Regions from separate parts of the Homo sapiens genome. Here region 2 is linked to region 1. A link is a loop called in an ENCODE intact Hi-C map of the cell type or tissue named here. Cell type or tissue: heart right ventricle. All regions are shown on one strand. Links, peaks and the distances in the headings refer to the core of each region. The heading gives the core; the rest is flanking DNA. Region 1 has its middle 2.6 kb from the start of ENAH. Region 2 has its middle 9.8 kb from the start of SRP9.

The links. A loop is a pair of places that touch in the nucleus more often than their neighbours do. Peaks named below come from ENCODE experiments on the same cell type or tissue, not always from the same donor. Only the 100,000 strongest peaks of a DNase experiment are listed, where the experiment ranks them.
Region 2: a loop joins it to region 1, with 4 times the contacts of the local background. A loop is called at or near these places in 80 of 110 quality-filtered maps.

The regions. Positions count from the first base shown.
Region 1 is chr1:225,654,263-225,657,173 of GRCh38, forward strand. No RefSeq gene overlaps it. Among named protein-coding and RNA genes, the nearest start is that of ENAH, 2.6 kb to the left of the region's middle. In heart right ventricle, for the core only: a CTCF peak has its summit at 1,697; a DNase peak (open chromatin) is centred at 1,647; H3K4me3 peaks cover 62 bases; H3K27ac peaks cover 2,418 bases.
Region 2 is chr1:225,766,579-225,769,489 of GRCh38, forward strand. No RefSeq gene overlaps it. Among named protein-coding and RNA genes, the nearest start is that of SRP9, 9.8 kb to the right of the region's middle. RefSeq lists enhancers at 110-1,605, 2,518-2,687 and a silencer at 1,729-1,900. In heart right ventricle, for the core only: no CTCF peak of the experiment used is centred there; DNase peaks (open chromatin) are centred at 513, 1,233 and 1,943; H3K27ac peaks cover 2,500 bases.

The DNA.
Region 1 (2,911 bases), core at 247-2,746:
GTTTTCGGTTTTTTTTAAATCTAAAAACAAATCCAATAATAAAATTTTTAACTGTACGAATTACGGCCCCCTTTTAGTCCGGAAGACAGGGATGTACTTTCTGTATAAAAGGTGAGGAGGATAGAAAAGGGTTGTTGCTACAGGGATCCTATTGCTGAAGGATCTCATCCAAAATGGAGGACCTACCATGACTCCAGGAATCCATTCAAAAGTTTTGGTGTTTTGTTTTAAGATGCAGGTACCATTCAAAAGATAGTTAGGAAGGTTGGGATAATGTACACTTCCAAATGAAAAGACAGGTTATAGTGATCCGTGGTCAATGCCTGATTTGTCTATAATTGAACTGTGTAGCCCATTTTTAACCATAAAAAAAGCTTCCTGGTTTCAGCCGGGTGCGGTGGCTCACGCCTGTCATCTCAGCACTTCGGGAGGCTGAGGCAGGCGAATCATCTGAGGTCAGGAGTTCCAGACCAGCCTGGCCAACATGGCGAAACCCTGTCTCTACTAAAAATAAAAAATAAAAAAACAGCCGGGCGTGGTGGTGCACGCCTGTAATCCCAGCTGAGTCAAGAGAATCGCTTGAACCCGGGAAGAGGAGGTTGTAGTGAGCTCAGATCACACCACTGCACTCCAGCCTAGGTGACAGAGCGAGACTCCATCTAAAAAATAAATAAATAAATAAATAAATAAATAAATAAATAAAATTCCTGGTTTCAGAGCTCAATACCGAGTTATTTTCTTTTTGGAACCGGCAGCCTTAGACCAACAGCCCTATAGAAGCAGTGACCCGGAGCTATGGCAGAGGATCAAGGTGGCCTCAGGTAGTAGAAAGCATGATGCCTCTGCCTTAAACATGGTGTACTTGAAGAACGCTAATTTCCACCCACATATCTAATTACAGCTTACCATTACAGAGGGCATTTTATTCAAGGATCTCCAACCACTGGAGAGAAAACAAACTTGCCAGTCAAATGTTCTAGTTGCCATATTGCAAGTAGAGACAGGGAAACATAGAGCTCAAGTAACTGGATCAATTAGTGCAACAGGCATGATTAAAAATCATAGCTACCAACTATGAGGGTCATTGTCTTACGTAAGTTTCTCCCTGTAGTTTGAAACACATACCTCAAGTATTTGAACATGTGCTGTGGAGAGTTTTTTCTTGGAAAAATTAAGACATATTGAACCATCTTGGAAAAGTATTAATAAAACATATTCGACCACAGAGAAGTCACACCAATTTGCCTTAGTCCATTCATAGCAATACAGTAAATCCGACAGAGCTTATGTTTCAGGGAAAACTCTTACAAAGGGCCAAAAGGGGTGGAGAGAGTGCTGTAATGACTCAAGCTATCTCCTGCCAGACACAAGAAACAAGGATAAAAATTCCTTACAGATGACTCCATAACCTACTTCTCATTTGTGAAAGTTAATCCATCCTGCGCTAAATAAGTGATATATCACATCATCTTTATTCTAACAGCAAATGTTCCAATGGTATGGGCACCAAATTAAGCAATCCAAGTGGAAAATGCTGTTCTTATTTTCTATGTTTATTAAAAATGTACCAGCCAAGAATTTTGGCTGCCTACAACCATTTCCATCCTTTTGGATGGCAGCCTGCCAGCTCACAAGTTGGTCATAGCATTCATTGCCTTTTGGATTTAGATATTGCAATGGGTGGCCTGACCCCCAAAGGTCATTCTGTGGAAGGGCAATTTGTTGGCTGTGACAAAATGTTATTGCTTCTTGTTCATATTTGGTTTAACATTCAAAGAGTGCAAAGCGATACTTGAGGTAGGAAGTCACAGACTAATTCTGGTCACAAAGGAAATGCTGTGGAATGTGTTACCATATAGAATAAAAGAATTTTAGAGATGGAAGGAATCTTCGGTCCAGCCCACTCATTTTTCAGAAAAGAAATGTGAGACCCAGAGAGGTTAAGTAACTTGCCCACAACTTAAACTCAGGATTTCCAAATCTTGGTCCATTGTTCCTTCGACTATATCAAACTACCTTCTTATGGGATGAGAGTGCACTAAGGCAATAAAAATTAAAGCTGATTCTCTTCTCATAAACTCTGCTTAAAAATTAGGTCTGGGCCTGGCATGATGGCTCAGGTTTGTAAACCCAGCACTTTGGGAGGCTGAGGCAGCAGATCACTTGAGCCCAGGAGTTCAAGACCAGCCTGGGCAACATGGCAAGACCCCATTTCTACAAAATTTTTAAAAAATTAGCCAGGTAGCCAGGTACGGTGGCTCATACCTGTAATCCCAGCACTTTGGGAGGCTGAGGCAGGCGGATCACTAGGTCAGGAGTTTGAGACCAGCCTGGCCAACATGGTGAAACCCCATCTATATTAAAAATACAAAAAATTAGCCAGGTGTGGTGGCAGGTGCCTGTAATCCCAGCTACTCCAGAGGCTGAGGCAGGAGATTCACTTGAACCCGGGAGGCAGAGGTTGCAGTGAGCCGAGATTGTGCCACTGTACTCCAGCCTGGGAGGCAGAGGTTGCAGTGAGCTGAGATTGTGCCACTGTACTCCAGCCTGGGAGACAGAGCGAGACTCCGTCTCAAAGAAAAAAAATATGAGCCAGGTATTGTAGCACGCCCCTGTGGTCTCAGCTGCTCAGGAGGCTGAGGCAAGAAGATTGTTTGAGCCCAGGGATTCGAGGCTGCAGTGAGCTATGATCCAGCCACTGCACTCCAGCCTGAGAGACAGAACCTGTCTCTAAACAATTAAAATTAAAAACTAAAAATTAGCTGAGATTGTGTTGGCTTGGCTGAATAGTGGAAATCATTTGAACTCTTCTCTCATAAGGGTTGCTGGCCCAAGGCCCAATGGCTGGCCCATCATGTAGGCACCTAGGTATTTAAAAGGTGAATGAATAAATGAGTGAATGACTTCTCTA
Region 2 (2,911 bases), core at 179-2,678, 110 kb after region 1:
TCCTTATTCCTGAGCCCTAGGCATTACATTTGGCACAGAGTATATGCTCAATAACCATCTATTCATGCATCTGAACAAATGCATGGATAACTGGTCAGGAGGGGACGCCAGCAGAAAGGCCACCTGTTTAAACCTAAAATCGCAGAACTCAAACTGGTCCTCCATTCTTTCTTCTGCTTTTCTCTAAGATATTACATAGCCACAAAAGCAGATTCTTGATTCCAATCTAGTCCATCCTTTCATAGACTTTGAGTGATCAGCCCTCCCTAAGGCAGTGCCCCTCTCAAGGACCCAATGCAGAGCTGCTGGGGACCCCGCCCGAGGTCCATCTTTAGGCTCCCAGGGCTACACTTCTGTGTCAGGGTTTAGGTCAGCAGGATTCACACAGAAACTGGAAATCAGACCCATGGACGGCATCTACGGTGAAGTGGAATCAAACGGTAAGGGCTTCCCAGAACATCCGAGTGAATCAGCTGCTCAGGCTGGGACGAATCCAGAACACATGCCCACAAGGGGTGGCAAGTTGTAAATTGAGATCTAATATGAGCCATCTGGTCTGGCAAAATGGCCAACTGGAGAGATGGGAGCCTGGAAACTGCCCAGAAGCAAACTTATCTTGGGGAAATGATGAGTCAGCTCTGTCCAAAAACAAAAGCCTTTAATGAAGTCCTTCACAGTAAGCCCCACAGAATCTTTCTGGAGCAGCTAGAGTTAAGTAACTCCATCTAAAGGTTACCTCTGGTTTCAAAGTTTTCAGATGCCTGGTTCCAGGCTTGGGTGTAACAGAGCATGAACACAGGCGAGGTAAACCCACACTGCTTTGTGGGGGTGGGATGGGATTCAAGAATCATTTCACAGCCAGATAGATGTGTCAGGTAAGATGTGACGAGACATGCAGGACTAGCTGGGGTCCAGCATTTCCCCCTAGCATGGGGACAGTTTAGCCTTGGTCCTGGAGGACAGCTTTTCAGTGTCTTCTCCCAGCCACAGTCGCTAAAAAGCAACCAATTACCAGGTCTAATTATCTTCCTTCAGCCTCTTTACTGGCAGCAGCTGCCAAGGCTCTTGCCAAAACTCTGCTTCACCAACATCCTGATCCAAAAAGCCCCAAGTCAACGAGGAGAAGGCTCTGCGGGCCCAGAACAGCTGTGAGGCTTCCCAACACCAAGACGGGGCACAAGAGGTCAGCGCCGGGAGCTTCAAAGCAACTTGCCCCCTTGAGCCCCCTTGGCCTCAGCATCTGGATGGAGGAGAAGCAGTGGCGCCAGCCACCTGGAACCACACCAGAAAATGACACAACGGCAATCAACACACTGGCCCCAACCACCCCCGCCCCAGGAAGTTAGGAAGCTTTTTAAAGGCCTTGTTTGTGCTTGTGGTGGAAGCTCCAAGGTCAGGGCTGGCCTAGAGCTCAGTGTGTGCCTCACAGCTGAGCGTAGCTGGGAGGTATGTCAGGAATTCTCTAGGTCGGGGCTGGGGGTCTCTCAGGGCACCATGCCACTGCTGATCCCTACTTCCTTGCACTCCAAAGTAGCTTGCCTACTTCTGCCCACAGGTGAGCCTGAGACCTGATTAGCCTCTTCCTGCACGGAACAAGAGGTAGCTTCCTCCTGAAAGATGTCCTGAGTCGCAGAAGCATTCTCTGACTTGCACAAGAATGAGTCTCCAAAACCCCAGTCACCTGGGGGGCCTGGACTTGTCTGAGCAGGGAGTGGGGAAAACCAGGCGGCCATCCACTCGGCCTCCAACCTTGCAGCCCCAGGGGAAGAAGGGCCAGGTGCAGTTTGCTGGGCAGTTATGAAACTTGAGAAGCTGGAGTGACTTTGGGCTGGTGCTTTGAGAACAGGGAGGTATTGTGTGATGAGGCGCAGAGCGGGTATAGAATACCCAACAGTTCATGCACAAACACGATCCCAGCCTTGTGCAGAGAAAGGGGCTTCCAGGGGCCTGGGTGGTTTCAAACTGGAATGTGAGGAGAAAGGTAGTGCCCATGAGGCTGTTGGTGACCCATACCCAGGAGGAGGCCCAGAAGCCAAGCCAGCCCTCACCCCTACGCACAGACAGTTCCACAGATCTCAACACGTATGCCCTGAGACATCATCTCTGGGGATACAGAAATTCTATCCGTCAGCAATTAAAGAATATTTTCTTAAAACTTGGGTGGGTATCTTCCCCATGTGTTGTCATCTTGGTCATCAGTAAATACCCACTGAGCAGGACTATCTGCATGGTCCTGTCAGAGGTATTATGGTCACAAAGGCCAGTGCCTGCCCTCCCGGGCCCTGCGTCCTGACGACAGGGCACCAATCGTAAGAGGCAGCAAAATAGCTGGAGATTGAGCAACCAGACACACCAGCCTTGCAACTGGTCAAACAAGAGATGCAGTGCACCTCATCTGTGCACTACAAACAAAAGCTTTACATGTTTTACAATTTTTCTCTCTCACAGTGGCTGGAAAGCTGGATGAGGTGAGAAGAGAATAAGAGCAAAGCAGAGAAATTGGGTAGAGAAAGTGATAATGGAGTGATAAGCCAGGGGAGCTGGGAACAGTGGCTCTCAGGTCTGAGTCGAGAAGGATCCAGGACAGACACCTAATTGGTTATGATTTCACCCCCCCTCTCTGGGCTTATCTTCTCCATCTGTCCTCCCACAGTTCCCAGCTCAGGGCGCTGAGCTCTGATAGTTCTCAAACCCTTTTCTCCCTTTACTTACTGCGAGAAAGCTGTGGTTATCAGCATGCTGGCTCTTGCAGCCCCAGGTGCCACACTAAGCTCCTAGGCCAGTCCCTAACCCTGTTGCCTCTAAAAAAAATTAAGTCGAGACAGGGAGGTGGGAGGACCTTCCACACCATGTTCCAGTCCTCACTGCCCACTCCAGTGCCTTCTTTCTCAAACGGTCATCTCAGACATCT